Regions from separate parts of the Homo sapiens genome. Here region 2 is linked to region 1. The links are chromatin loops, found by intact Hi-C in ENCODE. Cell type or tissue: HCT116. All regions are shown on one strand. Links, peaks and the distances in the headings refer to the core of each region. The heading gives the core; the rest is flanking DNA. Region 1 overlaps CSMD2 (CUB and Sushi multiple domains 2). Region 2 overlaps CSMD2 (CUB and Sushi multiple domains 2).

Region 1 (12,425 bases), core at 4,654-9,653:
TCAGGACCACTGCCAGCCCACTCCCAGCCCCTCCCAGGATGGATCCCTTGGTACCGAAGAACCACTGGGTGGGGACCTGGATGTGATTTCTCCCGTGTGGATAGAAGGGGAGAGGGTTGTCCTTCAACTGCTGCTCTGGTAGGGACCGTAGCTGGACATGCATATCTGTCTCCTTCCTGTGCCCTTGGGTCAGGTGACCCTGTTGGAGCTTCCTCCACTGACCCCAGCCCTAGAGGTTTAGGGGATGCATGCCTTTCTGCCACCTCTTCCTTGGGGTGACTTATTTCCCAACCCATGAGCCCAGCATCAGTGGGGAGAGAACACTTCCAAACAGAAGTGTCAAATTGAATATTTCAGTCCCACCTCTTGCCATTAATGAATAACTCAGGAGTGATTAACCACTGTTTTGGATTATTCTTTCTACCTTTTCCTTCATTAATGTGAATAACTGAGAGTTGAACCCACTGATATTTCATTTTAACAGCAGGAGAGAAAAGCACTTACCGCATTAGGTAGGAGATTCTGATTTGGAGATTTGGCGGTGGACAGATGGCATCCCTGTCCTTCCCCTGTGGATGCCGTTACATGATAGGAGTTGTTTCACAGTCCTTTATCCTCATACAAGCTGCAGGGTCCATAGCCCAGGGCCTCTGAGATGAAGACAACAAAGGAACTGGCACTTGTCGAGCACCTTCGACATGCTCAGCAATGCAGGGGTGGGGGCTTTATAGACAACAACCGACACATAACCACCTCGTGAGCAAGGCCTTAGGATCCCCATTTTACAGATAAGGAAGTTGAGGCCTAGAGAGGTGAGTTACCTTGCCTGAGGTGAACCAGGACCTAAAGGTCATGCACAATTTAAAAATCAGTCTGGTTCCAAAGCCCACACTCTCCACCGTGTTCCTGCTGAAAATAAGCCCTGCACAGTTCTCCAGGCCTGCCCCACTCGCCTACCCCTACCCCACAGCAGGAGAGGCCTGGGAGAGTCGGGTGGGCCAGCAGCATGACGCTGGGGCATCTCCTTGAGCCTGTGGTCCCCAGCCCTGGCCTTGCTCAGGGCGTTGTTGCTGCCTGAGACCCGTCTCATGGACAGTGGCTTTGCTTCCCAGCTCTGTCATCCTTCCTTCCAGCTCTCCGCTTCCTGTTATCCCTCAAGACCTTTATCCAGCTATATTTGCAGAGTAAACAGACTGGGCTTGGTAATGAATTACTTGACCAGGAGCTAATCTTGGGAAGTGGAGGGGACAGGGCAGGTGAAACACATTTGAGCCTCAGGGCCTCCATACATTCTGTTCCCCTTGCCTGTACCCAGTGGCCCCAAAGCCCTCTCCCTGGTTCCATTCAGCTCTGTGCTCATGTGTCTTCTTATTGAGAAGCCTTTTCTGACCACACTGTATATAACACAGCACCTGTTACCCATCACTCCCTAGCACCTCCTGACATATGCTATGACTGTTTATTTATTTGCTTATTGTCCTTCTCTGCAAGAATGTGAGCTTCCTGGGGTCAGGAGCTTTGTGTTGTTTTGCATTACTATTGTTCTGTGCTGATTCCTCAGCTCCTAGGACAGGTCCTGTCACATGTTAGGTACTCAGTAAATATTTGGTGAATGAATGGAATCAAAGACCAGAAGAAAGAGCAAAGGCATTTGAGCAACTGCAAGAAGGGCAGTTGTGGAGTATGAGGGCAGGGGTGTGGCCGGAGCTGAACTGGCTTGAGGGACAGGGAATAGCTCATGTAGGACCTAGGAGGCCACAGGAAGGAGTTCGGGCCTTACTCACAAGAAGGGGACCATCGCTGAAGGGTCTTAGGCAGGGAAGTGGCTCCGTGAGATTTATGCTTTAGAGACATTGGGGAGAGCAGGGGCAGACTGCGGGGAAGGAAACCAGTCACAGGAGGCAAAGCAGGGACCACTGTCGAGCATAGAATGTTTCTGAACCTTCACCAGCACTGAGGATGGTGCCAGGACAAGGGGAGACCAAGCCCAGGGCTCACTCCCTACATTGCCTTTATGGATGGACATTTACACTGCTGGAATAGAAGGAATGCCCTCTACGTGGAGCAGCTTAGCCTTCACAATTGCTTACACAGTTGTTTGTGATATTTCTGTCTGTTCTGCTGACATTCAGATGTGACTGTAACTGATTGAACAAGCTCACCTGAAGAGTCTTGCTGAATAGATGAATGTTCAAGTGCTGGGGTCTCCAGTTGTGAGTGATGTGGGTGGAGCCCTAGAGATCATACTGGGAAATTATGCAGAGGAGTCAGGGCAGGGAGACATAGCAAATGCATTGGGTGATGATGATCGTCAGGATGATAATGAAAGCTAGCATTGCTGGGGCTCTTACCAGGTGCCAGGCACTCTTCTAAGTGCCTTACATTTTAACATTTAATTCTCAAGCAGTCCTTTGAGGTAGGCCCTATTATTATCTCCATTTTACAGATGAGGCACTGAAAGTTAAGTAACTTGCTTGAGGTCACACAGCTAGTAAGAGGTAAAGTGTGGGTTTGAATCCAGACAGTTTGACTTCAGTCTACAAAAAGGAATAAAATAATTTCACATAGTTGCGACTATTGGATCCAAATTAAATATTCCACTATAATAGGGAGCAGTGTCAAGCTTTGTACTTTAAAAAATCTAACAAAAGGAAAAGATTAGTGATCAGACTATATTCAAATGTAAAAGTTCTGCACAATAAAAATCATGTAAAATGGGAAGAGAAACAACTGACTTGAATAATATTCTACCAAATGTGGCAACAAAGGGTTAACCTCTGCATTGTATAATGAACCCATACAAAGTGGTAAGAAAGGTATCAAGGAGTTCACACCAGAGGAAATAGAGTCAGCAAATAAATACATAGCAGCACTACCTGGTCCTGATAGTTATCAGTGTAATGTCAATTAAGACAATGAAATGGCACTTTATCCCTATTAAATTAGGCTGAAGAACTTCGGTGGGTATGATGCAGTGCTGGAGTGGTGGCAAAGACACAGACACACTCGCACATGGCTGGTGCTGATGTAAATTAGTCCTTTGGAAATCCAGCTTGACAGTATGTATCAAGAGTCATAAAATGCTCATGTCATTTGACCCAGTAATTCCCCTCCTGGGAATATATCCTAAGGAAATAATTCAACAGAAGAAGAAAGTTATATGCATGAAAGTGTTGATTTCAGCATTATTTATAATGATGAAAAATTGGAAACTGTAAAAATGTCCAACAGTAGGGGCATGGCCAGGCAAATTATGGTAGATCTACCTAATAGATTTATGCAGTCATTTAAAAGTATAATAGCATTATTTGGCAATACAGAAAGATGTTTATGATATTATTTTCTGTGAAAAAACCAGAATGCAAAATGGATTCTTCATATTTATTACAAACATGTAAAGTAGGTCTTATATGAACAGGGACTGGATGGAAATAAAAAAAGAAACAGTTGACGTGGGCAGGCAGTGAGATGTGGGTGAATTTTTTTTTAAGTTCCTCTTTATGGCTACTCAAGTGTTGTTTGTGTGATAAATAGCAAATGGGAGAAAAACCAAAATCAGAGTAAACTAACACTCAAACCAACATCAGTGAAGTCCTGGCTTGTGTGAAAGCTATGTGGAGGTGTCAGTTGGCTATGAACATAACATGAATCAAATGTCACATGGCTCTATTAATGGAAATATAGACTCTGGATCTTGGAGGGTGGATGCATTCAGAAGAAGGAAATTCATGTAATAAAGCATTGATCAGTAGCAAGGTGTTTTGTTTTGTTTTACGGAGATAAGGCCTTACTCTGTCACCCAGGCTGGAGTGCTATAGTGTGATCATGGCTCACTGTAGCCTTGACCTCCTGGGTTTAAGTAATCCTCCTGCCTCAGACTACTGAGTAGCTGGAACTACAGGTGTGCACCACTATACTCGGCTAAATTTCTGTAGAGATGGTATCTTGCTATGTTGCTCAGGCTGGTCTCAAACACCTGGGCTCAAATGATCCTTCCATCTCAGCCTCCCAAAATGCTGGGATTACAGGCATGAGCCACTGTGCCTGGCCACAAGATGTTTTTGAGGGTCATGGATTGTATCTCTAGCACAAGACCCAAAACTAAGTAGGTATTTGGGAGAAATTAATGAGACAAGTAACTATGAAACAAAGAATAGTTAAGGAGAAGATCTGGAAGTGACAAGAGAGTTTCTCTCACAGAAGACAAATAAGGATTCGTTCTGCATTGCTGCAGGGAGTAGAACAATGTCCAATGGAAAGATGTTAAAAGTAGGTGAATTTCAGCCAAGAATCAAGAAGTTGTTTTATATAGCTTTAATTACCCTAAATTGGAGTAGGCTGCCTTGTGATGTAATGAGTTCCTCATTTCTGGAGGTGATCAAGCAAGGCTTTGATTGATCAAGCTCTGCCAAGGATTCTGTTAACATACTTTCCAAACTGGCATATATACTGGATTTTATCAAAGTTGACATTCTATTGACTGTAAGATGTACCATTATTTTATGCACCACTAAGAAAGAAAACAGTGCCAGTTAAACGATCACGTACCCTTGGTTGTAATACTCATTCTAATTTCTGAATTGTTTATATGTGAAAAAAAACTGTGAAATACAATATAGCCCTGAGGGTTGCATGATGGGAGCACCAAAGCCTACAAGCTAAATGTGGCACGTTTTCTAATCTTATCGTAAAGCAAATATACATACAATCATTCTATCTGTCTATCTATCTATCTATATCAAATAGTAAACTAAATACATATATTTCAACCAAATATATATTTTAAAAATATGTTTCTTTATGCAGTCTATCACTGATGGGCATTTGGGTTGGTTCCAAGTCTTTGCTATTGTAAATAGTGCTGCAATAAACATACATGTCCATGTATCTTTATAGCAGAATGATTTATAATCCTTTGGGTATATACTCAGTAATGGGATTGCTGGGTCAAATGGTGTTTCTGGTTCTAGATCCTTGAGGAATCGCCACACTGTCTTCCACATATACACCATGGAATACTATGCAGCCGTGAAAAAGAATGAGTTCATGTCCTTAGCAGGGACATGGATGAAGCTGGAATCCATCATCCTCAGCAAACTAACAGAGGAACAGAAAACCAACACCGCATGTTCTCACTCATAAGTGGGAGTTGAACAGTGACAATACATGGACACAGGGAGGCAAACATCACACTCTAGGGCCTATTGGGGGTGGGGGGAAAGGGAAGGGAGAGCATTAGGACAAATACCTAATGCATGAGGGGCTTAAAACCTAGATGACGGGTTGATAGGTGCAGCAAACCACCATGGCACATGTATACCTGTGTAACAAACCTGCACATTCAGAACATGTATCCCAGAACTTAAAGTAAAATTTAAAAACGTATATGTTTCTCTATAAATAAAATGATAAACTATAAATCTTAACTAAATATATGTATATAAATAAAATATTCATGCACATAAACTAAATACACACATACACACACACACACACACACACACACACACAGAGCAAGGAGTCCAGTGTAAATGGGCATCTTTCAAAAGATAGAGGAGGAGATTTCAGAGATATCCTTCTGGTGGCTGGCCATACTTTCTTGAGCCCCATGTCCCAGGTGCATGCACCCACATTCTTTTCCTGCTGAAGATTTATTCGTGTGAGAAGCTTGGCTGAACTGCATAGGGGCTTGCTCTAGATGCTTTCTAAAATCCATGACAAATCTAGGAGTCGCTAATCCAATGGATCTATAATACTTTAAATCAGCAACTCCTTATCCACTCATTCCATTGACTTTGATTCCAAAGTGCTTTCTAATCCCTAGTATTGGTCTAGGCCCTGCCTCTCAGATGCCATGAACAATAAGACTGCAGGGATCCAGGCCTGTGGCCCTCCTGTTGTACCAGAGCTCCAGCATCTCTGGAACCCCTACAGCCCTTTGTGATCCAGGAATCTGCAGAGTGCCTGGGAAGGGATGGGTGCTTTACCCAGGCATTAGCTTTCCCCAGGCCCAAGTAAGCCTAGACCCAGTGCCATGGTGGCTCCTCATGCCTCTCACCTAGCTAGTCTCCCACCCACTTCTGGAGGCAGGGAAGAGAAAGGACACTGCTGGGACAATAGGATAAGCCTACACTTTGGAATCATAGAGTTCTTGGGTTAATCTACCACTCACTGTGGAATGCTCTGTAATATCTCTGAGGCTCAGTTTTCTCAACTGTAAAATAGGGGTATGAGCATAATGAGATAACAGCAGAGCTCACATACAGCCATGCCCAGTGAGGTCGAGTGTGCTTCCCCTCCAAGATCCCATTTTGCCCTGGGAAGGAAAAGAATTTTCAGCAGGAAAAGAATGTGGGTACATGCACCTGGGTTCTGGGGGCTCCAGCTAGTATGGTCATGGGACACTTCTCCTAAAGCTTCTGTGTCCGTCTCAAATGAGGGGTAAGATACAGGAGGACTTCCTTCTTTTCTTGAGAAATATGCCTGGAAGACTGTAGTTTTAGCAGCTCCACCCTTCATAAGCCAGGGAGAATACATATTTTCTTTCCTGTGCTGCACACCCAGCTGTCTTGGGGAAAAGCACAGACCCTGCTTAGAGGCACACATGGACTGGTTGGCTTCTGGCTGAGGCTTCTTGGTACAGAGAGTATCTTTGTTTCTCATTGTCCAACCAAGAACAAACAGGAGGAAATGTCCTCAAACACTATAAAGGTTATGCAAACCTAGGTGTTTTGTTGTTGCTGTTGTTCATCTACCCATCCATCCATTCATATGCCTTGAATACCTCTTCTGAACAAGGCCTGGAAAAACCCACATGGGTAGCACCAGCCCTTGCCCTTGGGCAATCATGGTCTAGTGGAGGAGACAGATAAAAAATCAGACAACTGTGACAACTGCTGGAGAGCTGAGCGCTTAGGGCACAGTGGTCGCTTGCCTAGGCTCCAGGAAAAGATCACACTAGAGCGACTGTGGATTCCACACCATGGCCTACTGGGGAATTCCCAGGCTCTGAGCCAGCAGCACTTCTGACCTCTCAAGGTGAGAGTTCCCCTGGCATATCTGGAGAACAGAGATGCAACCAGTGCTCCTGGAGCAGAGTGAGGGAGACGAGTGGTAGGAAGAGATAAAGTTGGAGACAAGGGACCAGGTCACACACAGCCTTTACATTATGGGAAGAACTTGGCTTCTACTGAGTTTATCAGGACCCATGGGCAGGTTCTGAGCAGAAGCTGACCTGGTCTGACCTAGCTTTAACCAGCTGCTGTGCTGAGAATATGCTGAAGGAGTGCAGAGTGGGAACAGGGAGACTGGCCCGGAGTCTAATGCAGCAATGCAGGTGAGAAGCCAGGGGGCGCTCTGGGTGAGAGCCGCAACGGTGAAGGCGGAGAGAAGTGGGCATCTTCCAGACAGTTTGAAGGTGGAGCTAATAGAACTGGCTGGCAGATTAGAAGTGGGTGCTGGAGAGGAGCCAAGGTTAGCTCCCAGGGTTTGGGGGGATCAACGGGCAGTATGGAGCTGCCCTTAACTGAGGTGGCAAAGCCCATAGGAAGAGCAGGTTTGGGGTGCGGAGATCAGGAGCTCAGTTCAGACTGTTAGGTGTGAGAAGCCTGCCAGGAATATGGGAGGAACTGGTGGGTAGGCAGCTGGATGGAGAGAACCTATCTGCCCATGTAAGTTGGAGCATCCTTAGCGTGTAGATTGTATTGAAAGCCATGAGGTCAGATGAGATGACCTCGCAAGGGAGCAGAGACAGAAAAGAGGGATTCTCTTTACTCCCCAAGGCTGCCTTTGCCTGTGGTATTCAGAGAGTGCCCTTTGCCCCTTTTTTTCCCCAGGTGTGGACCTGGAAAACAGTTATGTCTGTTTCTGGTTCTTGCAGCAGTTGTAGTGTCAGCTCCTTCCAGAGGTCTAAGAAGGGGCAGATCAGGCTGTAGAGAGCTGGGAACCAAGAACAGTACCGCCCCTGGCAAAGGAGACCTAGCCCCTGCCCCGAAGGGCTTCCCAGCTCCCTACTTATCTCCCTGAAGCAGGTGCCCAGCTCCCAGCAGGAGCTCAGCACATGTTGGCTGAGTGGAGGGATTTGGGGTCTCAGGAGAGCTGGTGGGTTCTACCCCGCGGTCCTGAGAGAAGCAAGAAGGACTGTGTTGTCAAGAGGATGCCCCTCTGAGGGAGAGAGGCAGGTCGTGTGTGTGCATGGGTGCCAGGGAGCAGATGGCAGCGCAGACAAAGGCTCGCCCATGGCACAGAGCACAGAAGCTCATCTCTGCCTGGCAGGCACCTATTGCCCAGGGAACGATGGATTGAAAACTCCATAATGGCACGATGATGACTGATAATACTTGAAAGGAAACTGCAACGTCTGCTTTCAAAGCAGCCCTCCCCGGAAGGCTGAACTGCCCTCAGCTCCCATCTCAGTGCCTTTGTCGATGGCCATAACGCTCAGCCAGCTTGCTAGCGTTCACACCTAGAGAACAATTAATCAATCTGTGGCTTGGGCTTAGTGTTGGGCTTCTTCCTAAAGGCTAATCGTTGGTTCACAAAAAGGAAGCTTTGCTGGCCCATTGCAGATGGGAACCCCAGGAAAACAAAATGCAGACAAGCCTGGAGAGGCAAATGTATCCCCTTTGTGCCCAGGCCCTGGCAGCTATGTTGAAGGAAGCTGTATGGGACTTGGTTATATTTCACTGGCTTTGTTTATGTGACTGTGTGTGTTTGAAGGATAATCTTTTATTCATTCAACATATATTTATTGTGTACTTACTACTGTGTGCCAGGCATAATTTGAAATTCTAGGCTCAGAGCAGTGAATAAAACAGATAAAAATTCTCTGTCCTTATGGAGCTTACATTCTAGTATATGGAGCAGATAATAGACAAGCTACATGATGAAATCCTGTCTTTAATAAAATTACAAACATTAGCCGGGCGTGGTGGTGCATGCCTGTAGTCACAGCTACTCAGGAGGTTGAGGCAGGAGAATCACTTGAACCTGGGAGGCAGAGGTCGCAGCGAGCCAAGATCACGCCATTGTACTCCAGCCTGGGTGACAAAGCAAGACTCTCAAAAAAGAAAAAAAAAATAGACAAGTTAAAAGAGAAAATTGTGTAGTATGTACATGTTGATGTGCAAAGCAAATTAAGAAACAGAGGAGGATAAGACGGATCTGGGGTGGAGGGATGACCATTTTAGATGGGCAGTTTGGGAAGACCTTGAGAAGGTGGTATTTGTGTGAAGAGGTGAAAGAGGTGAAGGACTGAAGCCTGGGAGAAGAGTGTCCCGGCAGCGGGAAGAGCAAGGGCAAGGCTCTGAGGTGGGCCTGATCTGCTGGAGGAGCAAGGAGTCCTGGGTGGCTCGTGGGGATGGGTGGGGAGAGAGGCATAGATGGTGGAATCGGAGAGGCTGTGGGGCCACAAGACAGTTCCTGATAGACTTAAAACTGGAAGAAAACTGTGAACCATTCAGCCCAAATTCCCAGTTTTTCAGATGAGGAAACGGCTTCTAGCCACTCAAAGCGATGTTTATAGTCTCACTGTCAGTAGCAGACCTGGTTCTATCACTCAGGTGCCTTGATGTCCAAATTACTCCTTTTCATTTAACTCATCTCGTCACTCAGAACGTGCTTATGGGTTACCAGAGGCTGGGAAGGGTTGTGAGTGGGGAGGGAGGAGGGGAGGATGATTAATGGGTTGAAAAAATCATTATCATGAATAAGACCTACTATTTGATACCCCAACAGGGTAACTATAGTCAATAATCATTTAATTTATGCTTTAAAATAACTGAAACAGTATAATTGGATTGTTTGTAACACAAAGGATACATGCCTGAGGGGATGGATACCCCATTCTTCATGATGTGATTATCACCCATTGCATGCCTGTATCAAAACATCTCATGTACCCCATGAATATATACACCTATGTACTCAACAAAAATTAAAAATTAAAAAAAAGAATACACTTATAGGCTTTTCACTCACTATTGGACATGAGCTATAAACAAAACTGGTGGAGAGGCCCCGGGAACTAGGGTGGGGAAAGAATGGACTCTCTTAGGCACGTGCTCATAGCCTCTCTTCGTTTCTGTTTCCCATCTTGATGGAAACACTGCAACGTTTACCTCACCTCAGAGCAAATGGAAATGGGACTCCTTTGCCAGTTTACCAAACTGATTTCCGGACTTTTGTCAGTTTTGATAGCAGTCCACCCCAACCCACCTTTATATGTAGAAGTTATTAGAAAGAGTTATTAGACTGGGGCTCAGCCTCTGGTGGGAAAAAGAAGGGAAGCATGTAGTAATCTGATCAGGAATTACTAGCACAGTGCCAGGCAGTGGGGATTCACTCATGAGCACAGGCAGCCTCTCCCTGAGACCTCCTGGAGCCCCCAGCCCAGCTTGGGGCTAGACCAGTAGTCAAAACACAGTGACCAAGGCTGTGAAGGGGTTGACACGGGACCATGGGAGTGAAATGGAAGGGCATCCAAGCCAGACTTAAGGTGAATGGGTTAGGGAAGGCCTCCTAGAGGAAGTAAAGACCTAAAGGATGAAAAGAAGGTGGCTAGGCCTTCCCAAGGCAGAAGGAAGCTCAAAAACAAATCACTGGCCAGGCGCGGTGGCTCATGCCTCTAATCCCAGCACTCTGGGAGGCCGAGGCGGGCAGATCACGAGGTCAGGAGATCGAGACCATCCTTCACCGAGGCTAACACGGTGAAACCTCGTCTCTACTAAAAATACAAAAAATTAGCCTAGCGTGGTGGCAGGCGCCTGTAGTCCCAGCTACTCAGGAGGCTGAGGCAGGAGAATGGCGTGAACCTGGGAGGCGGAGCTTGCAGTGAGCCGAGATCGTGCCACTGCACTCCAACCTGGGTTACAGAGCGAGACTCCGTCACAAAAAAAAAGAAAAAAAAGAAAAAAAAAATCAAGAGAGTCAGTGTGGCAGGCCCTGCTGACGATCAACCTGGATTCGGGTCCAGCTCCATTGGTTACACCCTTTGTGACCTCGGGCCAGTCACTGAACCTCTCTAAGCCTCAGCTTCCATGTTTATAAAATGAGACTAACAATAGAACTTACCTTACAGAGTTACTGTTAAAAGGACATAACAGGAGAATGCAGGTAAACTATGTGGCACATTTTAAATGCTCGTAGATGATGGATTATCCTTATAATCCAGTATGGTAGAGGGTTGTGGATGATAACTCCCTTACAGGCCCTGCTTCCTGGAGGTGGCACCACTGTGGCTGAGTCTTACAGGAAGAGGGTCAGTGAACTAAGGGAAGGATGAAGAAGTGGAGAGGAAGGGATTCCAGACAGAAAGAGGAAAGACTGAGCAAAGACTGGAGGCCAAGGCCCACATAGAGTGGTGGAAAGCTGCATGTGATTCAGTCTCTGGGAATAGTATCAGAAGGCAAGGAAGGCTCTACAGCAGACAGACCTGTATGAATATTAAGGATCTGAACATTGTCCTGTAGACAATGGAGAGCCACTGAAGGGCTCTTAGAAGCAAGGAGGTGACACAATTAGACATTTCAAAAGATCACTCTGGCTGCTGAAGGGAGAATGGATTGCAAGGATGCAAGACTGGAGGCTGGGAGCCCACTTAGGAAAACATTGCCTTGGTCCAGATAAGAGATGATGAGACGTGAGCTAGGATAATGGCCATGGGAATGGGATGTAGGGGAGAGACTAGGGTTGAGTCACATAGGAGTGAAATCAGCAGGAGTTAATATTTTATTAAATGTGGGGGAGTGGGGGTAGGAGGAAGCAATAAGGCAAAGGAATGTGCAGAATGTCCAAGAAGTCAGCAGTTTTTGGAAAGAAACTCCTGATGGATTTAGGAGTTAAGCGCTACTATATGCTAGTTAACCCTCCAGGAGGGTGTGAGATCACTCAGGGAGAGGCAGTTTCAGTGGGGAGGGCAGTGGTTAGCGAGGGAGTCTTGGGAGAGACCCAGGGCAGGCAGAGGAAGAGGCTTACATGGAGGGACCATCACTGAGGTCCCAGGAGAGCTGGGAGTAGATTGAGCAGATATTGGGGTCAGAGGCTCCAGGAGTGGTGTCAGCAGGGTAAAGGCCCAGAAAGATCAGGGCGGCACAGTGTCTCCTGGCTTCAGCTCTCAGATGCTACCCTGGAGTATGCAGAGTTCACTGTGGAAGGCCCTTCCACCTTCCCCCACCCCCGACCCTCAATTCAGGGGGCTGAGGCAAGAATTGGAGGTGAGCAAGTAGAGAAGGGTGTCTGGTCACCTCTTATAGGACATTAAAATGATAAGGGGAGACGTGGGGCCAGCTGGGGTTCTGGGTTTGTTTGGCTTTGTTTTTCTCATAGGAGAGACAAGGGTGAGTTTAAAAACCAATGGAGCTTGCTGGAAAAAAGAGAAAAGGATCACTAAGTCCTGAGAGAGAAAGGGTCCTGAGAAGGAGGAAGAG
Region 2 (12,425 bases), core at 4,417-9,416, 370 kb after region 1:
AGTTATCCATTTGTAAACTGCTGATTTCTTTGGGTCATTGTCCCCATAAACTTTTTGTAAAGCATCAGTGATGTCACCATTCTTCTACCCAAGCTTCACCATAAATTTAATGTTTTTCCTTGCTTCAATTTTAGCAGAATTCATGTTGCTCTGATAGAGGCTTTTTTCAAGCTGATATCTTGTCCTTCTTAATGCCTCACATTAGATCCTGTGCAGACATGTTATAACAAGTTAGTGTGAGTTTATTTTGGTGCAAAAAACTTTTGAACTCCATGCATAATTTTTTCGTAATATGCATTTTCCATCATTTTCACTCGAGCCATTCCAGTGGGATAAATTACATTCATGAACTCTAATATTCAATTTGCTCAACTAAGTTTTTAAAATGGATTTTTCTCTCATACCAGGGTCAGAATAGCTAAGGGTTAGGACATTTGTGGGTGCTAGGCGTGGGGCAATAGCAGACCCTGAGGAGAGCTGGAGCACTGGCTTGGGATGAAGGCACAAAGCTAGGGTCCTTCATGGTAACAGGTCCCTTCCTCCCTGAGAATGGCACCATAGTTGGCTCATTCTCTCTTAGAAAATGAGGTTCAGAAGAGCACAGTATAAGGACATTAGTGTCAGGTAAGAGAGTTGGGTTTTGGACCTACTTTGGTTGACAGCTTGGTGTCCAGAGTTGGCAACTCATTTTCCCTTCTGTATAAGGAGGACGTTAGGTTTTCAGCTCCAGATTTTTAGACACTGACTGGAATCTGACTCCTCTGCCCCTGAGCCTGCCTCTTCCATCTTCTCACCTGACTGAGGTCATCAGGGCCTCATCTTCTCCCTTCCCACCAGCCAGTCTTCAGGGGTTGGGTACCAGTGGGATGGTGGGCTTGCTCCCTGGGAGGCCCTATGCTTTGGTTGAGCCTAAGACCCCGGCAAAAGCCTTTATTTGACCTTAGTGGGGTGGGGGTGGGATGTTTTTGTTCCCCAGCTTTAACCTGGAGCCTGGCTATGACTTCCTCCATATCTACGACGGACGGGACTCTCTCAGCCCTCTCATAGGAAGCTTCTATGGCTCCCAGCTCCCAGGCCGCATTGAAAGCAGCAGCAACAGCCTCTTCCTCGCCTTCCGCAGCGATGCATCTGTGAGCAATGCTGGCTTCGTCATTGACTATACAGGTAAGGGCCCTGGTGCCAGAGAGTACTGAGGACAGGTCCAGCTAACAAGGCAGAGGGCAAGTAGTGTAGCGTAGTGAGGAGAGCCCTGGGCTGGACCACAGCAAGCCCACACCAACCCTAGCACTGCTGCCGCCTGCAGAAACCTGCCTTTCCTGCGGCCCCCATCTGGGCTTAGTCTTTCACCCCTATATTCTCCAGGGGTGGGAAAAAAGGGAACCAGCATTCTTTTTGCACCTCATCTATTTCCAACCACTAGTCCTCTTCTCTTTTTCTATGAGGGTCATTCCTAACTCTATTTCAACCTCATAGCTATCAGCTGGTATCTTCCTTCACTCCACTTCACTAAAGAGGATTCTGATATGAGGCACAATCTTCCTCTCCACTCAGAGCTTCTCACCATCCTGGGTAACTTCAACATCCCTATGGACAGCCCATCTAATCCTAGGGTCATGGTGCTTAGACCTCTGTCCCAAGGACACTCCTTGGCCACACTCTGACACCTCGTCATAGACTGGTCACTTTCTGATACCTCCTGATCACATTTGCTCATCCTTCCAGCTGTGCTAATTAAGGCAAGTTCAGTAGTGTTGTGGTAGAGAGCAAGAGTCAACAATTTTTCCCCTAAAAATAGTAAATATTGTAGGTTTACCTATCACAACTACTCAGCCCTACTACTGTAGTGCTAAAGCAGCCACAGACAAAACAGAAAGAAATGGGCGTGGCTGCATTTGAAGAAAAATTCACTTACAAAAACAGGCTGTCCCTGCCCAGTTAAGAGCATTGACTGTCAAATTAATTGGATTGAAAGTTCATGTTTATGACTTAACATTTGCGTGACCTTGGATAAAGCATTGAACCTCTTGAAGCCTCCATTTCTTCCTTTATAAAACGATGGTAGGAAAATTCCTGCTTCATAGAAATGTAAAGATCAGTGAGTCCACACATGAAAGTCCTTGGTACAGTGCCTGGCACATATCATGCATTCTGTAATGTTCAAGTATCATTAGTAGTAGTAAGAGGAGTTCCAGGCTCTCGAGCACTCCACTGTCTTCTACGCTATTATCTCTTTTTGACCTTTTAGTCTTCCCTAATTATCCCAAATCCCATTATCTAAATCCCAGCTCCCTTCCTTGCTTGATTTGTGAGCTTGACAAGTATTATCTCTTGGAACATCATCTACAAATTGTTGCTAGTAATAATTATGTTGCAGGAGGTTAAGATTAAAAGATATTTTATACATGCATATTTTATATATGTGTGTGTGTGTGTGTGTGTGTGTGTGTGTGTGTGTGTGTGTGTGTGTATAATGCTCCATATGTACTAAACACTCTACAGATGCTCTGGGAATGATAGATTTTGTTATTGTTACTATAACCCGGGTTCACCCAGGCCTCATCAGCCTGAGCATACAAATGGGGTCGCATTACCAGCTAAAATTAAAAATTTTCTGGCTCATGTTCCCCACTTGCATAACATAAGACCTCAGATACCTTTTAAAGTGTCCCCTAATTAAATATTTCCGGCCACCCCTGGGAATATCTCACATGAGCTCACACATAACACTAATTAGAACAATGGCAAACTTAGTGTTTTCCCACTGCCAGCACCAGCCTAAGTGCTCTATATCCATCAACTCATTGGACTCCTCATAGTTCTTGATTATCTCCTGTTTGTCGGGTACAGTTCTAGAAGACTGGTGTGCAAAATGGAGAATGTTTTACTTGTAGTCTTCTTGCCTCACGGGGCTGGCCTAGGCAATGGATATTCTGCCATCCTTTCTTCCTCCAGGCACCTGCCATTTGGTAAACCTCCTGGGCCCAAACCCTCTTCCACACACTGATATCAGCACAGTCAGACACTTTGGAATTCTAACAAACAGAAGCCACAACTTAGACCCAGTCTGGGACCTCCATTGCTCCCACCACCACCATCCCCACTGCCATATCATCACCATTTCTTATTATTCATCTCTTCCTTCATATTCTCATCAGTACCCTCAATTGTCCTGCCCGCTAGTCCTCCAAGTGCATAAACCTTGCAAAACTGTACCCTTTGTTGAACCCACACCCACACAGCTGAGGACACCCAGACAAAGCTGCACAAACGTGATACTTAGAGTCACTACGAGTGATGTCCTTTCCCCCAGCCAAGCCTTAGCAACCACCAGAGCTGCCTCCGACTTGACCCAACTGAGTTCTTCTTGGCAGAGATTCCAAAATTCACCCCAAATGTCACCCCGTCAGCCTCATTTTTTATAAGATGATTTCATTTCAGCTTCCCTGGATACAGTAAGCTATTGGGTAGAAACCCCCTGAGCTTCCTCTCCAGTCACCTTGTTCATGCCTACCTGCCTGTGGCCATCTCTCCCCCAGGTCTTCTCCAAGGAAATTCATGGTCCGAGAGCCATACTTTCAAAACCTCTTTCCCAGTGAAGTTCTTTCCACTTTTGCCTGTTGACCCAAGGTGGGTATCTAGAGGGGTCTTTAGGTCTAAACCATAACCCGGGGAATAAGACCTCCCCAGCTGCCATCGGAGCCAGCCAAGCAGCCAATTACTGGAGAGAGGGGAGAAGAGAGGCACATCCTACAGACGTATCCCCCATCACCCTATTAGGATCTGTAGTGCAAGTACCAAGATAAAGATAACTATGTGTGTTTGAGGGGTAGGGGGTGCCTGTTGGAAGCCTCAAGCATCCTTCATTATTTCATTTGTTCCTTCCTTCCTTCCTTCCTTCCTTCCTTCCTTCCTTCCTTCCTTCATTCCCAGACTACACACCTCCTAATATTAGTCACCCTCTACTATCTCCCTGGGCCTCTGGTCTAGTAGCCCATTTGGTGGAACCTAGGGACCCCTACCTTACCCTCTGGTCTGCTTCTGCCTATGCCAGGATCCCTGGATTCCTGGAATGGGTCTACTTTGCTATCAGGTCCCATGGCTTTGAGGATATTTTCCCATGTACACTATCTTTCTTTATAGGGTAGGCTCCATCACTTCATAACTGTATGCCCTGAAACAAGTTGCCTAACTCCTCTGAGCATTGCTTCCTCATCCATGAAAAAGGGACAGTGACACTAAACGAAGGAGTTGTTGTGAGGATTAGCACATAGGCACAGCATCAAGCAGAGTGCCCAGTGCCAATAAGTATTTGATATGTACTTTGATCCACCCACTTTCATCCCACCTCCTTTTTCCTACGTCACTGGTATTGCATTTGTTGTGCCTTTGTTTGGAAGGGAGAATGGGGCTAACCCAGGGGAACACGGTACATGTTCTTTTCTGTTTACTGAAGATGTAAAGTGTGAGCATAATGTTTTGCACATGTAATAAGTGTGGGATATTTATAACATGAATATTTGTGATAGACGTATGTGTCCCATATGCTTTGCCAGCCCATAGCAAAGAATTTAGACATTCCACACCCTGTAAGTCTGGAGAGAACCATAGATGGAGAGGCAGCCCACTGAGGACCTCCACAGGGAGGCAGGGCTGGGTCCTCAGGAAAAGCAGAATTGGCCTCTGCATCCAGGAAGCATCTGTGTCCATGTCTTTTAGAGAGATCCAGGGCTCTGCTAAAACTGAGAGTCTGGGTATCCTGGGAGCTGTGGCTTCAGGGGTCTTGCTTAGGGAGGTGAAAGGGGCCTACGAGCGCCCCACATAGAGAGATGTTGCTGGACTCAGTTGGGCTCAGCACAGGGGAAATTACTCTCTGAGATTAACCCTTCCCCTGACCCAAGGCAGAGAGACCAGGAGCCTTTCTCCACACACAGCTTCCCAAGTGAGAAGCAGAAACAGTTTGGTAGAATCTTAGGAAATATCAAAAAACCACTCAGAGCAACTTAAGCAAACAAAGGGGTAACTTATTATAAAAACACAAGAAACAGAAACCCACTCAAAACAATCTGACACAAAAAGGAGACATGATTATGAGAAAACAACTAACAGCCTAAGTAACTTAAGCTAAAAGGTTTCTATATTTTAACAATACAGATAACAATAACTCTGACACAAAAAAGCAAAATACTTTTAGAATACAAGAGCCCAAGGGCAGAAAGCATAAACTCCCAAAGGACTGGAATCAGGATGGCAGAGGCACAGACTGAGACCATCATCCGCACTCCAGAATCGTTCTCTCTCCTCCCTGCCTCCTTCTGAGCACTTGCTACATTCTCCCCTCCCTGCAGATCAATTTTCCTTGCTTTTCCATTCTCCTGGGATAAATGTGGCTGTCTCACTCCTGACTTTTTTTGTTTGTTTGTTTGTTTGTTGTTGTTGTTTTCTTTCCTTTTTTTTTTTTTTTTTTTGAGACAGAGTGTCACTCTGTCACCCAGGCTGGAGTGCAGTGGCGCAATCTCAGCTCACTGCAACCTCCACCTCCCAGGTTCAAGTGATTCGCTTGCCTTAGCCTCCTGAGTAGCTGGGATTACAGGCATGCATCACCACACCCGGCTAGTTTTTGTATTTTTAGTAGAGATGGGGTTTCGCCATGTTGGCCAAGCTGGTTTTGAACTCCTGACCTCCAGTGATCCACCCACCTTGGCCTCCCAAAGTGTGATACAGGGTGTGAGCCACCGTGCCCAGATCACTCTTGGCTTTGAATCACTTCCCAGTTTAGATTCCAGTTTCAGATCCCAAAGGATCATCTGAGGGAACAGGCTTAATTCAAGTGTCCACTGAGCAGCATCATGGGATTAGGCTTTTGCAGAAGGGGCAAGAGCAGGTCAGGCATTTTTATTTATTTATTCATTCGGTAAATACGAATTGAGCAGCTACCATATGCCAGACCTTCTTACAGGGGCTGAGAACAGACCAGAAAACCAAACAAAGTCTCTGCCTCCATGGAGTTCACATCCTCGTGACAACTAGACCGACGGACCCTTCTGTAGATGAGATGTTGGAAGCCCACCTGGTTCTAAGGCAAAGAGGGGTGGGTTTTTAGATGTCTCTGTTCAGTTGCTTCTGAAGGGTGACTGTAGTGTCTTAGTCATCTCTGGGCAGACTTTCTAGGAGATGATTCTGAATGCAGTCATGTCATCTGTGGATTTCTATTAGACCATTGATCAGAGGCACTTCTATTCTGAATTCATCCTCCTGGGTGGCTTTACCCTTTGCTAAAAGGAAACAAAGAACAGCAGGGATCCTGTGTTTTGGATACAGTTACCAAAATGGAGTCACAGGGAGGTTTATGTCTTTCTCCAGGCCACGGATATCAACAGAACCAGTGGGGTGGAAGGACCTTTATTCTCATATACCAGCATGTGTGGCAGCCTTTTCCTAGGCAGGAATGTGCTGAAACATCCACGCACATGCAAGACATATTCATTCATTCAACAAATGCTTGATGACTCCTACTTCATGCCATGCCCTCTGCTGGGTGTTGAGAATACAGCAGGGAGCAAAGTAATCATCATCCCTACCCTAATGTAACTTACAGGTGAGTGAGGGAAACAGCAAGAAGTAAGAAGCATAAGAAGTTAGGAAAGAAAACAACAGGCTCCTCTGAGAAACAAATCAGAAGGGTTGCTGTGAAGGCCTCTCTGAGCAGGATCCATTTAGACAGAGCCCTAAAGGTTAAGTAGAAGCCCTCTGTGCCAGAGTGGGGGCCAGGGGCGTTTCAGAGGGAAGAGTTTGAAGTGTGTGTTAGAGAATCTGAAAGAACACAGGAAAGACCAAAGTGAATCGATTTTTAATGGAAGGTCCTAAAAAGCATGTATTTTCTCTTTCAAGCCCTTGGAAGTAACACTGTGGGCCTGGAAGCTACGGCCACACCTGCTACCACCCCTATTCCCACCACCTGCTGCTGTTATGGGTCATTCTTCTTAAATGCAAATTAGAACTATCTTATATTCTGCCTCCTTTTAAAGGAATGCATGTTTGTTGGAAAAATTCAAACAATATATAAGCATATAAGATATACTCTTAAAGACTTAGCATGCCCCCAAATACCATCATCCCGTGCAATACCATTATTAACAGCTTGGTATCTCATTTCGGATACTTTCTATAAATATAAAGTAATGTAAAGTCTGTATCAGGAGTTGGCAAACTTTTTCTGGAAAGGGCCAGAGAGTAAGTATTTTTACTCCAGATGGTCTCTGTTGCCACTGCTCAGCTCTGCTTCGTAATGCTAAAGGCAGCCACAGACAATATGTAAACAAATGGCTGTGTTCCAGTAAAACTTTATTTACAAAACCAGGCAGCCACCGACCTGTGGGCTGTAGTTTGCTGATCCCTGTTCTATATGAATGAGATTGCACCATATGTACTCATCTGTAATCTGATTTTTTTGTATGTGAGCCCAAGAATAGATCTTGGACTCCTTCCCATATCAGTATTCAAAGAATAGTGCTATTCTTTTAAAAGGCTGCTAGTGTTTCAGTAGATGGCCCTAATCCACCCTTTGTAACCAGTTCCTTACTGGTTGAATGTTTGGGTTATATTCAGATTTTTGCAGTTATAAGGTTTGGAAGTAAGCCTCATCTATTAGGACCAGAGAGAAGCTGGCTCTTCTCATTTTCCCATTTTGAAGGGCTTGGGTTTTATTTATTATAATCACCATGATGTTTTAGTCATTTAGTGTTATCATTCACAGCTGAGCTTTGGTTTGGCTGACTAAAGACCTGATTTTGGTCTTAATTCTACCTCTAAATAGCTGAAAGGCTTGGAAGACTCATTTGGCCTCTCTGATCACCATATTCCTCATCTATAAACTGAACATGAGCATAACCGGCCCTGCCTTCTGCAGAGGGTATTGTGAGACACAAATGAGATAACGGCTTGGAAAGTGCCTTGAAAATTATGAAGTGATATTCCTATGTAAGGGGCTATCATCACTGTCATTATCCATGTCATTATTATTAATGTGGTAATGCTTGGGATGATGAGCTCATCTTTCTCTTACGTGTGAGTAAATATAGAATAGAGTCTGTAGTTGGAATCGTTGATGTGGTTGTTGATTTTCCAAGCCTCAAAGTATTCAGCCAAACAATTCAGCAGCCATTTATTAAGCCTCTATTATGTGCCAAATAGGGCTAGCCTTGGTGCCAAGTTCTGTGCTAGTTGCCAGGGTTATGAGAAGATCAGGTGATGAACCTTCTCCTCCAGGAGTTCAGAACCTACTGGAAAGAAATACCCTTACCCAAGTTACCAAAATAGCGTGATACATGTTATAACCAGGGAAAGAAAAACAGAATTCTGCCAGAGAGAAGGTGGCATTAAAAGTGTAGGATTTTGCCACACAAATAAGGAAAGAAAGGACATTCTGACATCTGTAAAGTTCTGGGCCAGTCATTCCCAGCTAGGGTCCAATGCTGGTGCAGCAGTTACCCAAAAACACAGTTGCCTGAACAAGGTAGACATTTATCAGACTTCCTATAAAAGAAATCTGGAGGACAGCGCCCAGGATTGATGAGGGAGCTCCACCTTGGCTGCTTTTGTCTCCCTACTCTACCATGCTAGTCCATGGATCCCATTTCAACGTTATCTCCGATCCAAGATGGCAACTGAGGTTCCAGCCATCATGTCTGAGTTCCAGACTGAGAGAAGGAGGAAAGATGCAAGGAAGGAAAGGCCAATAAGCATTTCCCTCAGCTGAGTCAACTTCCCTTAAACAGTCTTTTTAAAAGTTCCACAATAATCCACTGAAGATATTTGTTAAGTGCCCACCATGTGACAGACACTGGAATATGGCCGTGAACAAAACTGAACAGCTGCCCTTCTGAAATCTATATTCTAGTGGAGGAAGACAGAAAAAAATAAGGTCAATATAGAGTCGATGAGAGAGTATTAACTGCAGTGGAGAGAAATATAGCAGAGGAGGGTGTTGGGGGCATTGGGGAGAGGAGTATTGCAATTTTAAGTAGCTGCTCAAAGAGTGTCACTGAAGGAGAAATTGAGCTAAGTCCTGAAAGAGGTAAGACAGGGAGCCACAAAGACCAGAGGCCAGTGTCGTTGGAGCAAAGCTAGCATAGAGACGACAGGAGCTGAGGTCACAGAGGGGACTATTGGGGCCACATGTGCAGGGCCTTGAAGGCCTGTAAGGATTTTGGTTTTACCCCAAGTGACACGGGAGGCTATTGGATTGTTTTCAGCAGACATGATCTAACTCGTGTTTACACAAGGAGGCTGGGAAATGTAGAATTTAGCTGATGCCTTCAAGCTCTGGATAAAATTGGAGTTCTGTTATTGATGGATGAAGGTGGGGAAAGTGGTTATTGGGGACTACAGCTAGTTTTGCCTCTTATGAGCTGTGTGAACTTTGATTCCAAGTTACTTAATTTTTCTGAACTTTAGTAAGATTTAACCCACTTTGAATTTATAAAAAGGATAGATGAAACAAAAGACATGATGACAGGTCCCTGGATCTCTATGACTCACATATGGGTCACCCAGTGGCCAGTTCTATTCTGGCCAGAGACACTAGGCATATGGAGAAGACAGATTTGATAAAGGAGGTCAAGGCAATGCATCACGGGGCACATGAGGAAACCACTGAGGAGTGCCCTGTGACGAGTGGCCATGTTGTCGGTCCCACTTGGGTTTAAATGCAGTAGTGCATCCAGAGCTGCTCCACTCTCAGCTGCGGGCAACGACTTAAGGTGCAGGATCTTCTCACATGCTCCTGTGCAATAGTGAGACTCTCAGAGTTCCATCCCATCAGTCAACCAGATGATTGGCAGCTGAGTGACAGCCTCAAGTAGTGGCCGCCTCCTGTGTAGGTAATCTAAAAGGTACCCAGGTGACAAGGACGGCCCTCAGCAAAATTCCTCCTGAGCCATTCATCTCTGATGAATGAACACTGATCCCTTCTATTCTGGTTCTTCCCTCCTTAACTCCACTCTTTGAATTTCTGAGTCCTTCTGCAAGGACTGTCAGCACCCTTTTGTGAGTCCCCATCTCTAGACCTCTCTGTTGCCCCCCAATAATGTATCCTCCAAAATGCTCATCAGTCAACCTGATACTCAGTTGCATCTCCCTGGTACTGACTGGCCTCAGCTGTATCCTGTTACTGCCCAGCCCTGGTGACAACCCTCTTGACCATCAGTTATCTTAGAACAAGGAGGACGGAGGAAAGGTAATCATGCATAGAAGCGTGAGCATGGGCTCCCAGTTGCTGCTCAGGATTTCCAGCTGATGGTGAGGGATGCTGGAGAGTGTCCTACTCCAGAGATTTGGGACTTGGACTAGTACTCTCAAGCCACAGGCAATGTCAAGAGTGGTCTTGTTTGATGCAGAGCGACAGAGTAGAGGACTGTTTATTCATAAACTGTATGACTGATAGGGAAGACATGTAAGGGTCAATAGCCACATGAAAAAAATACTGTGGTTTTCATAAACTGGCAAGCACCCAATACCCAGTGCAGAGCCCTGGAAAACTGCACTGGAGACATCAACTTATCCCACCGGTCGGGTAACCCAACCCAGAGGTGGAAGTGAGTTTTGTACTTCCTCCCTGAATCTAAGTATTGGTACCCATGCACTCAGAAGAACCTGCAACAGATGGGTATGACTGGGCCTGCAGAACAGATGCCAGCTCTACTCCCCAGCCAGTGGTACAGATGGGGCAGAAGAGAGAGGAAGAGAAAGAGCATCTCCAAAAGCAGACTGTCTGCCCTGCTTCTCAGGTGAACACAAAAGGCCAGGAGGCTGCTGAGTGTGGGGGGTCAAAGATGAGTAAAGTGATGGGCTGTACCTAAGCACTGACCTTTACCACAGTGACCCTGCCGGCAGCTGAGATGTGGTCCAGGGACTGTCAGCCCCCACCAGCCAGAGAAACACATGTTTCCCTTGGGGAGGAGCAAGCAGGGGATGAGAGAGGGCCTCAGCGATTTTGCTGGGCCTCCTTCCTCTGTGGGTCAAGGCAAGAACATGGGGGGAGGAGGGGAAATTGCCCTCTTCAATGTGATTTCCATCCTTCAATTTCTACCCAAATTTAGAGACGTTTCTAGACCTGAGGGGAATAGGAGCCACAGTCACGCATCCCCGTGTGCTCTGTGGCTAATTAAAGTCGGGTTCTCCTCATGGGCACTGGAGCCCAAGAATAGCCTCCTCATGAGCCCTCTGTGTGTGTGCACGTGTTTGTATTTCTTTTTCCCAGAAAACCCGCGGGAGTCATGTTTTGATCCTGGTTCCATCAAGAACGGCACACGGGTGGGGTCCGACCTGAAGCTGGGCTCCTCCGTCACCTACTACTGCCACGGGGGCTACGAAGTTGAGGGCACCTCGACCCTGAGCTGCATCCTGGGGCCTGATGGGAAGCCCGTGTGGAACAATCCCCGGCCAGTCTGCACAGGTGGTGGAAGCCTGGGGATGGCAGGGGTCTGAGGAACTGAGGGCATGCCAGGGGCAGAGGGTGCTGTGGGCTGGGGAAGGGAGGGGGGCAAGGTCCTCAAGCCCGGCTCCTCCAAGCCTGGCAAACCTGGGTTTGCCGTGGATGTGTATAGAAGTGGCTTATAATTCACTAGGTGTGCAGTTCCTTTCAAGGTATCATCTCAGAACCCATGGTGTCCCTACCCCCATTCACATAGATGCTCATGCCCTCAACAGAGGCCCCCAGACATGCCACATCAGGGAGCTCACACCAGGGAGAAGTCATTTAAAGGTGGCTCCTGGACTAGTTCCTAGGCCTAGGGAAAATCACTGAGAGATCAGATATGTTGAAGTAAGGCCCGCAGGGTGTGCTGATTCCAGGTGGGTCTGGGTGAGCCATGGGGGTCCTGACAAGAGAGATAGGAATGAGTATCAGGGCTTTAAGAGCTTGGTGACCACCCATTGAAAAGCCAAGCATACCCCCTTTGTCATGGTAAGAGAGGCAGGCTCAGACCCGCCCCTTGTGGAAATTGGGCACCTTGGAGAGGAACAGAAGGTGGCTGGGTCACATGGGCTGGCCACTCCCCATGGGGTTAGTCCGGGGAAGCTTCAGCTCCCTATTCACACTGACACTCACTGTCCAGGTTAGATGTCAGCCAGGGCAGCAGATCATTTCTAGGCTCCACGTGTAAGCAGAAGAGGTTCCTAATGTGCTCCCTAAGGCTGTGACTTCAGGGACCAATGCCAGGGTTAATAGGTAGAGGGCAAGAACTGACACCTGCCCAAGAGGGCCCTCGGTAGCTTCAGGGCAAGTTTCAGGCTACATGCCAGGCCAGGGGTGCACGTTCTTGGGCAGGGCAGGGTCCGCAGGACTTGCCTTCTCCAAGCTAGGGCCTGCCCACCTCAGGGCAGCCCTACTGGGGCCAGAAGCTCAGGCTGGGGCAGAACAGAGGATG

What was found. Hi-C counts contacts between places; a loop is a spot of excess contacts. Peaks named below come from ENCODE experiments on the same cell type or tissue, not always from the same donor. Only the 100,000 strongest peaks of a DNase experiment are listed, where the experiment ranks them.
Region 2: it touches region 1 in a loop (4-fold over the local background); 6 of 110 quality-filtered maps call a loop at or near these places.

Annotation. Positions count from the first base shown.
Region 1 is chr1:34,009,100-34,021,524 of GRCh38, reverse strand. All of the region lies in intron 3 of CSMD2 (CUB and Sushi multiple domains 2), which reads left to right. Among named protein-coding and RNA genes, the nearest start is that of CSMD2-AS1, 150 kb to the right of the region's middle. RefSeq lists an enhancer at 1,412-2,230. In HCT116, for the core only: a CTCF peak has its summit at 7,342; a DNase peak (open chromatin) is centred at 7,364; H3K27me3 peaks cover 1,431 bases.
Region 2 is chr1:33,635,387-33,647,811 of GRCh38, reverse strand. It overlaps CSMD2 (CUB and Sushi multiple domains 2), which reads left to right. Exons shown (of 71, transcript NM_001281956.2): 29 at 977-1,164; 30 at 11,258-11,452. Among named protein-coding and RNA genes, the nearest start is that of ZSCAN20, 170 kb to the right of the region's middle. RefSeq lists a silencer at 10,808-10,978 and enhancers at 10,941-11,871, 11,872-12,425. In HCT116, for the core only: a CTCF peak has its summit at 6,509 (motif pointing left); a DNase peak (open chromatin) is centred at 6,511; H3K27me3 peaks cover 1,844 bases.